Linked DNA regions of Homo sapiens: region 2 is linked to region 1. Evidence: read pairs that join two places in POLR2A ChIA-PET (ENCODE). Cell type or tissue: K562. All regions are shown on one strand.

What was found. ChIA-PET counts read pairs that join two places held together with the same protein. Peaks named below come from ENCODE experiments on the same cell type or tissue, not always from the same donor. Only the 100,000 strongest peaks of a DNase experiment are listed, where the experiment ranks them.
Region 2: POLR2A ChIA-PET joins it to region 1 with 5 read pairs; 5 of 35 experiments call an interaction of 5 or more read pairs at or near these places.

The regions. Positions count from the first base shown.
Region 1 is chr2:131,111,307-131,116,306 of GRCh38, forward strand. The region is part of intron 1 of PLEKHB2 (pleckstrin homology domain containing B2); the gene reads left to right. Among named protein-coding and RNA genes, the nearest start is that of PLEKHB2, 8.5 kb to the left of the region's middle. RefSeq lists an enhancer at 2,594-3,183. In K562, no CTCF peak of the experiment used is centred here; DNase peaks (open chromatin) are centred at 2,515 and 4,665.
Region 2 is chr2:131,035,501-131,040,500 of GRCh38, forward strand. It overlaps ARHGEF4 (Rho guanine nucleotide exchange factor 4), which reads left to right. Exons shown (of 14, transcript NM_001367493.1): 6 at 3,353-3,532; 7 at 4,516-4,692; 8 at 4,761-4,940. Among named protein-coding and RNA genes, the nearest start is that of SMIM39, 2.9 kb to the left of the region's middle. In K562, no CTCF peak of the experiment used is centred here; a DNase peak (open chromatin) is centred at 2,329; H3K27me3 peaks cover 2,132 bases.

The sequences.
Region 1 (5,000 bases):
GCAGAATATTTTATATTCCAGGCTCATCCTCTAATTTTTTTCCATCTCTTGGTCTTTTTTTTTTTTTTTTTTAGCTCTTCATTTCAGAGAGATTTCTTCCATCTTGATCTTTCCAACTCTTGTATTGAATTTTTAATTTTGGTTATTATTTTTAATTGAGAGCTCTGAATATTTCTTTTTATTCTTGTTTTTTTTTTTTTTGAGATGGAGTCTCACTCCAGTCACCCAGGCTGGAGTGCAGTGGCACTATCTCGGCTCACTGCAAGCTCCGCCTCCCGGGTTCACGCCATTCTCCTGCCTCAGCCTCCTGAGTAGCTGGGACTACAGGAGCCTGCCACCACGCCCAACTAATTTTTGTATTTTTAGTAGAGACGGGGTTTCACCATGTTGGCCAGGCTGGTCTCGAACTCCTGACCTCAAGTGATCTACTCTCCTCGGCCTCCTAAAGTGTTGGGATTATAGGCGTGAGCCACTGTGGCCAGCTGTAAAGTAATATTTTTAAAGTTTTCTTTTGTACCCAGCATTGTCTCTGATTCTTGAGGTTTTTTTCTTGAAAATTTTATTTTCTTTAATCTCTATCTTTTATGGTCTAGATTTTTCTCCAGTGTCTGATTGTGGTACTGTGAAATGTTTATTTTGTCTTTGACCTCATTTCCTGCCTTACAACTCCTATTTAATACAATCCTTAAAAATCTCCAAAATGATGTCTTTTTGTATGCTAATGATTGATTGATGGCCTGCAGACTCCCTTCAGGATGGGAGCTGGTCATCTGAAACACCTATGCGACTTTAGAGGGTTGGAACTTTCATGTCTGCCCCCCAACCTTCCAGGAAGGAGAGAGGGGTTCAAGGTGATGTTGATCACCAGTGGCTGTTGGTTTAATCAATCATGCTAATGTAATGAGGCCTCCATAAAAACCCAAAAGGATTGGGTTTGGGGAGCCTCCAGAATAGCCGAACACCTGGAGGTTCCTGGAGGGAGGGTGGTGTGCCTGGAGAGGCCTGAACACTAACACCTTGCCCTATACATCTCTTCATCTGTGTCCTTTGTAATACCCTTTATAATAAACTGGTAAATATAAGTCATTGTTTACCTGAATTTTGTGAGCTGCTCTAGCAAATTAATCAAACACAGGGAGATGGGGGAATTCTAATAGACCTAAAGAAAGAAACTAAAGCAAAAATTACTATAAATAGAGAGTTTATTTAGGCCAGATTTGAGGACAGCAACCTGGGAAGCATAGATTCAAGTTGCTCTGAATATATGCTTTGAGTAGCAACAGTTAGAAGTGGGATTTTAAAGGGCAAAAATAGGGGCAGTTTCTAAGTTGAACATAAACTATTGGTTGGCTGTATATTGTTCTTTGTACCACACATTCCAGGAACATGAAGAAAATGATTGAGGGTCACATTGTGTAACTTGTAGTAACAGTCTTGGTAATTTATCAGCTTGTCTGGAAACTACAGGAAAGGGAAGATTAAAAAAACCCCAAGTCCCTTTAAACAGTTAACCCTGAGCGTGGCTGGGGCTGTGGTAACTAAAGACCCATTTTCTAAATTTTGCCGGCTTTATGTTCTTCAGATTGCTCTGAGCTACTTTTCTTTCTCACTGACTTAAAGCTAGTTGATCACATGTTCCAGAGGCCCTGACTTGTGGCTGGTGTCTGAAGGGTGGGCAGTCTTGTGGGACTGAGCCCTCAACCTGTGGGATCTGATGCTATCTCCAGGTAGATAGTGTGACAGTTGAATTGCAGGACACCTAGTTGGTGTTCGCTGAAGAATTTTTTTTTTTTTTTGAGACCGGGTCTCACTCCTGCCCAGGTTGGAATGTAGTGGTGTGATCACGGCTCACTGCAACCTCCCCATCCCAGGCTCAAGTGGTCCTCTTACCTCAGCCCCCCAGTAGCTGGGACTACAGGTGTGTGCCACCATGCCCCGCTGATTTTTGTATGGATGAGGTTTCACCATGTTGCCTAGGCTAGTCTCAAACTCCTGAGCTCAAGTGGTCCCCTGACCTTCTCCTCCTAAAATGTTGGGATTACAGATGCGCAACACTGTGCATGGGCCTGCTGCATAATTGATTTCTTGCTTGGTATGTGGGGAGAAACCCTCACACATTTGGTCACAGAAGTCTTCTATGTTGATTGTTGTGACGTGAGAGCAGAGGAAAAACAGTATTTTTTTCTACTCAGACTGATGATACTTGCTCTGTATTCCTATTTAAGAGAGGTACTGAAAAGCTGATTGGAAGTCTGTGTGTTTGCTTCAAGTCTGTCTCTTGGTGAGCTTCTCTGGAGGGTGTTAGGCAAAGTTTGGCTTTTTCATTACAGAACACCCAGTTGTCAGTATCAGTGAGCCTTTCCTCTTGGGACTATGCCTTTGCTCTGAGCTAGAGTCTGAGAAGTAAGGAAGAAGATGGAGAATTTGACTTTCACGGACTATATTCTTCTAAGTGTGGCCTGCGACTTTAAGCTGTGTGTAGTGTGGCCACGCCCAGTCTCCAGAGGCATCATCTTCAGGATCAGGGAGGGTCCCTGTCTGCTTGGGTAGGGTGCCTAGTGACCCCTTTGAAGACTTTCCATTAATTCTTCTGATTTCTCCCCACCTCTAGAATTCTCTCTTACCCCCAATTTCTGAGTCTGTTTTTATGTGGCAGGAGTTGGCTTGCTGTGTTTTGGCTTCTGTTAGCACATAACAAAGTAGAGGTGGCCATATTTTATGTTAGTTGACACTTGTCTGTTTGTCTTAGAACTTTCAAAATGTTGTGTCTCGTCTGCTTTTGTCTGCTGCTGTTCTCTGTGGATTTATGCCTTGTTTTCTCCTTAACTCTCATTTTAGTTGCATTTCAGGAGGGAGTGGCCCAGGCTGGAGTGCAGTGGCGTGATCTCAGCTCACTGCAAGCTCCGCCTCCTGGGTTCGCACCATTCTCCTGCCTCAGCCTCCCGAGTAGCTGGGACTACAGGCGCCCGCCCCCACGCCCGGCTAATTTTTGTATTTTTAGTAGAGACGGGGTTTCATCGTGTTAGCCAGGATGGTCTCCATCTCCTGACCTCGTGATCCACCCTCCTCAGCCTCCCAAAGTGCTGGGATTACAGGCGTGAGCCATGGCCCATCCCTGCCCTGGAGACATTTTGCCCATTGTCTTGGTGATTAACATTGGACTTCTTGTTACTTATGCAAATTTCTGCAGCAGGCTTGAATTTCTCCCCAGAAAATGGGTTTTTCTTTTCTGTTGCATCATCAGTTGGCAAATTTTCCAAACTTTTATGCTCTGCTTCTTCTTGAAGGCTTTGCTGCTTAGAAATTTCTTTTACTAGATACCCTAAATCATCTCTCTCAAGTTCAAACTTCCACAGATCTCTAGGACAGGGACAAAATACCACCAGTCTCTTTACATAACAATAGTGACCTTTACTCCAGTTCCCAACTAGTTCCTCATCTCCATCTGAGACCAGTGCAGCCTGGACCTTATTGTCCATATCACTATCAGCATTTTGGTCAAAGCCACTCAGCAAGTCTCTAGGAAGTTCCAAACTTTCCCACATCTTTCTGTCTTCTTCTGAGCCCTCCAAACTGTTCCAACCTCTGCCTTTTACCTGTTTCCAAAGTTGCTTCCACATTTTCAGTTATCTTTTCAGTAGCATTCCGCTGTACTGGTACCAGTTTACTGTATTAGTCTGTTCTCACGCTGCTAATAAAGATATACCCAAGACTGGGTGATTTATAAAGGAAGGAGGTTTAGTTGACTCACAGTTCCACATGGCTGGGGAGTTCTCACAATCATGGTGGAAGGCAAATGAGGAACAAAGTCATGTCTTACATGGTGGCAGGCAAGAGAACTTGTGCGGGGAACTCCCATTTATAAAACTGTCAGATCTTGTGAGACTTATTCACTACCATGAGAACAGTATGGGGGAAACTGTCCCCATGATTCAGTTATCTCCACCTGGCCTCACTGTTGACATGTGGGGATTATTACAATTCAAGGTGAGATTTGGGTAGGAATAAAGCCAAACCATTATCAGAAAGTATGTCTTTTTTTTTTTTTTTTTTTTTTTTTTTTTTTGAGATGGAGTCTGGCTCTTTTGCCAGGCTAGAGTGCAGTGGCATGATCTTGACTCACTGCAGTCTCCGCCTCCCGGGATCAAGTGATTCTTCTGCCTCAGCCTCCCGAGTAGCTGGGACTACAGGCATGCGCCACCATGCCCAGCTAATTTTTAATATTTTTAGTAGAGACGGGGTTTCACCATATTGGCCAGGATGGTCTCGATCTCTTGATCTCGTGATCCACCTGCCTCAGTCTCCCAAAATGCCGGGATTACAGGCGTGAGCTACTGCGCCCTCCAGAAGGTATGTCTTTTCTTTAACACATTCTACTGTAATATATCTCATTTTAATCATCTTATACCCAGGGTACCTTTCAGCCTTAGTTGGTTGTAATAGACTGTAATTTTTACTTTGAATTTTACACTTGTGTCACAATTTAGCCATTAGATTCTCTTTCTTCAGCTGAGTGGCTTCTTGATGCTTTCTGAAGGCACTCTTGAAAGCATCTGTGCTTTTTGATAATAAGATATCCTGCCCCTAAACTGTAACTAGCTCATTTTCAAAGAGTACTGGCTTGTTTTAGAGGAGACTAGTGGTAGAGATAAAAATCTGCTCTGGGAGGTACATGAGATTGTTCCACAGAATGAGGAGAGGTAGACAGGATGACATAAGATAAGAAGCTACTTGAGTCAGCAGAGGAATTACTCTTTTAAAAAGTGAAGAGTTTCTGTTGCTAATTCCAGTTTAAGTTCTTTTCTGTCTCATAATCTGATTTCCCCTTTCTCTAATAGTTTTATTTTATATAGGCACATGAAAGATACGTTTATAATGTCCTCTAGATGTAGACATTTCCATTTCTTTTTTCTTTTTGAATCTTACTCAAGTGGCCCGAGTTGTTTCCCAAGTCTGCTGTTCAGTTTCTCCTTGTTGCCATCCCTTGAGACTCAACTGCC
Region 2 (5,000 bases), 76 kb before region 1:
GGGGGAGGCCAAAATGGCGCGTCTCTGCGAGTAACCGAGGATGCGGATTCAGCTGGGGCTCCCCGGCTGCTTGTCTGGAAACGGAGTGCATGTGACCGCTGGGTGAGCGACCCGCGCTTGCATCTGTGTAGGTTGAGTCAGGTGTGTGGAAGACCCCCGGGCACCGCTGCGCATGTTACCTGCAGTTGTTTTTCCCGTTTTAGGCCTTAAAATACGTGGTGTCAGTCTTCCCACGGGCAGAGCCCCTCTGCCCCCCTTGCACGTGGGCCCTCTGAAGCCCCCACCCCTGCTGCACAAACTGCGGGTGTTCACAGCTGCCCCCACCCTGCACGTCTGGTAGGTGGGCAGGGTGGGGAGGGCAGTGGCGGTCACAGGGAGTAGCTGGAGGCAGAGCCTGGCAGCGTTGCCCTTCTGGAGGCTGTCAGAACCTCAGAGGCACAGGAGGGGATCCCGCTCCCTGCCCTGGGCTATTTGAGTCTCAAATGTGCACCTCCATTGGGACCTTCTCCCACAATAGAACAGCCAGTTTCACAGCCCTGCTGTGTCTCAAGAGTCAGTCTCCGCTCCCTGCAGGCAGAGAGGCAGCCTGGACTCCTTGCCCCTTGGGCCTGCCTGGCTTGTGTCTTGGCTCAGGTGCAGCTGTGCCTACGAGCACCAAAAAGGGCCTCTGCCCAGAAACGCACCCAGCGCAATAGCATCGGAGGTGGAGCATGACTCTGATGTCCTACGAAACTGTCTCTGACCTCACAGAGCCACATTTTGTCTTGGTGACAACACAAACAGTTCACATTTCTCCTAACTCTAAATTAGAGTACCTCCCGAGTGGGAGGCTGTGCAGAAGGGGCTGACATCCTTACATTGGTGGGAGACACAGGAGGAGAGCTTGCTCACGGCACGTGTCCCTCTGCCAGGGTGCGACAAAGGCAATTAACACCTCCTCCCCTCCTCCCCAAGGTCTTCCAGCTGACTGGGCAGGACAAGTGTGGGGCTTGTCCCTAATGGTGCCTGGAAGCTGGCCTCTCTGTGAAGCCCTCCTCTTGCCCGACACCTGGTGACCTTCCCTGGCAGCTATGTGGGGGGCCACCTATGCCGGACCCAGTCCCACCTGCAGGGACAGGCAGCATAAAGGAAAGGGGAATGGGGGCACCAGGCTTCTGCTCAGGGCTCATTTAAGGGAACCTAGAGACAGAGGGTGACACCTCACCTGGTTAATATCAGGCAGGAACCTCCTGAGAAGGGAAGCAGTGGGAAAATGAGCCATGTTGAGTGTGTCGGGTCACCTCCTGACAGCCTGTGTCACAGACCCCAGGTCAGGGCCATGTCACCTACAGCTCACGCTCTCACTGGTGTCCCCAGACCGCCATGTCTGCTTCCTTCTTTCCCTGGAGCCTCATTCTTCAGGGCCTCAGCGGGGTGAGCCAGCTCCCCACTGTGGCTGGTGGGCTCCTACCATATGGTCGCCTGAGCCCTCCTGTCTCATCTCATCTGAGTGGCAGCAGCAGCTCATGATCTGGAGGCCACCTGCAGAAGGTCTTTGTGGCTGGGAATGAGAGCAGTGGCCCCCTGTGGAAGCCTGCTGCCCCCAGGAATAACCCAGGGCTCTGTGCCTGGGACCCCGTGGAGGCCTCTGGAGGTCTGCAGCCCCCGCGTGGCTGCCGCGCTGTGAGGGTTCCTGGGCTCACAGGCTCATGTGTCACTCTGAGGAGAGCGTCCATCAGGACTGGAGCAGGTTTTACCCCCAGGAAAGAGAAGGTTTGTCCTTCCCTGAACTTGCTTGCTCAGGACCCCTGGAGGAAAGCACCATCCCAAGCAGGCTCTGGAGCTTCAGTGCTCCAGTGGCCAGCCCCAGCCCTCACCCTGCCCATTCAGGCAGAGGCCTCTTAGCTGGAACACAGGACTGGCCCCACTCTTGGTTTCCATGTTGAGGTGAGGATTCACACAGTGCTTAGGGAGTACCCAGTGAAGTGAAAGGAGGGCTCCTGGGATGGGAGCTCAGAGGAGGGCCTGTTTGTGACATTCCCATCCTTGACCGCCCCCACAGCTGTGACAGCCAGTGCCAACACCTGGTCCTAGCAGGGAGGGTCGTGGACCTCACCTCCTGTGCAGCCCCAGCCCACTCCTCCTCTCCTGCCCTAAGGCCCTAGAACTGCTCATCATTCAGGGAGCAGAAACAGATCCCATGTTAGGAGAAAGCAGGGGTCAGCCCCATGGCGTACAAGGGCTGCCTGGGAGAGGCAGGGGAGCGTCCAGTGTCTTAGTCCACACCACTCTGGAGCAAGGCACTCTGCTGGTTATTTGAGCAGAGAGAAGCATGTGAAGAATGGTCGGCTAGGTATAATGTGGTTGACTGGGTAACACTGCATAAGAGCAGTCCTGAAGTGCCTGTCACAGAGGTAGCAGCTGCAAAACGTTTCTGCTTCTCCTAGAACTTGGGAAATGAAGAGAAGAGGTTGGACTAACTCAAACTTAGGATCACAGGGCTTGGGACCTAGAGCTCTAAGAAGGGGCATTGCTCAGCTGGTGCTGGCATCTCTGGGGCTTGGGATGGGAGCAGGGGTGCCATGAGGTTGGTTCTGCAAGTGTTGAAAAACACACAGTAAACAAGCTCCAATCACTCCAATGGCAGGGCACTGTCTACCTGGATGAAGGGGCATTGTGGTTGGTGGCTGACCTTACAGGCAATGCTCATCCACAAGAAGCCCACAGGAGGGCACCAGCCCCCAGCCCCTCCCTCCTGCAGCCTTGCAGCCCAGCCTCTCCCTCCTGCAGCCTTGCAGCCCTCAGCCTCTCCTTCCTGCAGCCTTGCAGCGCCCAGCCCCTCCCTCCTGCAGCCTTGCAGCCCCCAGGCCCTCCCTCCTGCAGCCTTGCAGCCCAGCCTCTCCCTCCTGCAGCCTTGCAGCCCTCAGCCTCTCCCTCCTGCAGCCTTGCAGCGCCCAGCCTCTCCCTCCTGCAGCCTTGCAGCCCAGCCTCTCCCTCCTGCAGCCTTGCAGCCCTCAGCCCCTCCCTCCTGCAGCCTTGCAGTGCCCAGCCCCTCCCTCCTGCAGCCTTGCAGCCCCCAGGAATTCTGGATTGGGAATGCTAACAGGGAGCAGTTGGCAGTCCCAGTGACAGGATCAGATTCTGTGGTCAGTTCACTTCCGGCTCCATCACTGAGCCTTGATAATCTAGACATGCCCAGAACATAGCCCCTGCCCCAGGAAAGCCCTGCTCCTGTCAGAGGCAGCCTTGTCAGCTCCTCTGTAAAGAAGTCAGGATCCCCTCTTCCCAGGGCTGCTGAGGGAGTGGAGACAGAGAGCAGGGAGGCCCAGGCAGCCTCCCCCACTGACCCGCCTGCCCGTGGCTCTCTCGGCAGCTCATCAGCGATGGCAGTGTGGTCTGCGCTGAAGCACTCTGGGACCATGTCACCATGGACGACCAGGAGCTGGGCTTCAAAGCTGGGGACGTCATCGAAGTGATGGATGCCACCAACAGAGAGTGGTGGTGGGGCCGGGTCGCCGATGGCGAGGGCTGGTTTCCAGCCAGCTTCGTTCGGGTATGGTTCCAAGCCCCAGCTTCTCCCAAGTTGGGCCCATAAAAAGCTACCTGGTTCTGCAGAGAAATCCAAGCCCAAAACAGCTCTGGCATCCTAGGTGCAGAGCACTGGGTGGTGGGTGTCGGGGCGCAGTGTCACAGCCTTCCTCCTCCTGGAGAGCCACTACTCCTGCTCCCATTCCTCTTCTGGTGAGCCCTCGGGGGCCAGAGAGGAGAGCAGTCGAGAAATGAGTGTGTGCAGACACTAGGCACCCCTCTGCGATACCCCCGCAACTCCAGGCGCTAGACATTTCCCAAGCCCTGAAGAGCACTGATAGGGGACTGCTCACCTCACACACAGCCCCGGGAGTGGGAACCATGACTTACACCTGAAGAAGTTGAGGCACGGTCAAGTTATTAGCCCTGGAGATAGCAGAGAGGGGACCTGGATTCCATCTAAGGGGGTCTCCAGTCTTCAAGGAAGGAATCCAGGTGCAGTCTCCAAAAGGCCTGGCTCAGGGCGTCCAAGCTGAGGGCCGTCCGGCGGGGAGGTCCCAGGCCCTGGTGTTCAGATGCTCCTCCTGCCCCAGATCCCCTGGGAAACTGTCCACTCCGCACCCTAAGCCTTTCCCCAAGTTGCATGTTAGCCAGCGGGCGCGCCACCCATCCCCCTGCTTCTGCCCGCTGGGGCTGGCAGGAGCAGGCACTGGTTCAGGAACTGCAGCAAGCGCTCCAGCCTCTGTGCCGGGCACAAGCAGGGTCTAGGAAGGAGGCCAAATCGGTATTCGGATCACACTGACGGCGGCTGCGGGCGTCGGAGTCGTCATTCCTCGGTCCAGGACTTGCGTGGGTGGCGTGGTGGGGGGAGCTGGCCGGCCAGTCCTCAGCCCTGCGCCCCGTACACCCTGCGGGGCCTCCGAGGCCCGGTTCCCGCCGCTGCGGCGCAGGGCGCGGGGCGTTGCTCCGAGGGATGCGGGGCACTGACCGGCCACGCATGGCCTGCAGCTGAGGGTGAATCAGGACGAGCCCGCGGATGACGACGCCCCTCTGGCCGGGAACAGCGGAGCGGAGGACGGCGGGGCGGAGGCGCAGAGCAGCAAGGACCAGATGCGGACCAACGTCATCAACGAGATCCTCAGCACTGAGCGGGACTACATCAAGCACCTGCGCGACATCTGCGAGGTGAGGCCCGGCCGGCGGGCGGTGACTGGGGACCCGGTCGGGGGAGGCCTAACCACGTCCGCCCGCAGGGCTACGTCCGGCAGTGCCGCAAGCGCGCAGACATGTTCAGCGAGGAGCAGCTGCGTACCATCTTCGGGAACATCGAGGACATCTACCGCTGCCAGAAGGCCTTCGTGAAGGCCCTGGAGCAGAGGTTCAACCGCGAGCGCCCACACCTGAGCGAGCTGGGTGCCTGCTTCCTGGAGCATGTGAGCGCGCGGCCCCCGGCCCCTACCTGGGCGCTGCGTTCACAGAGGCTGCCGCGGGCG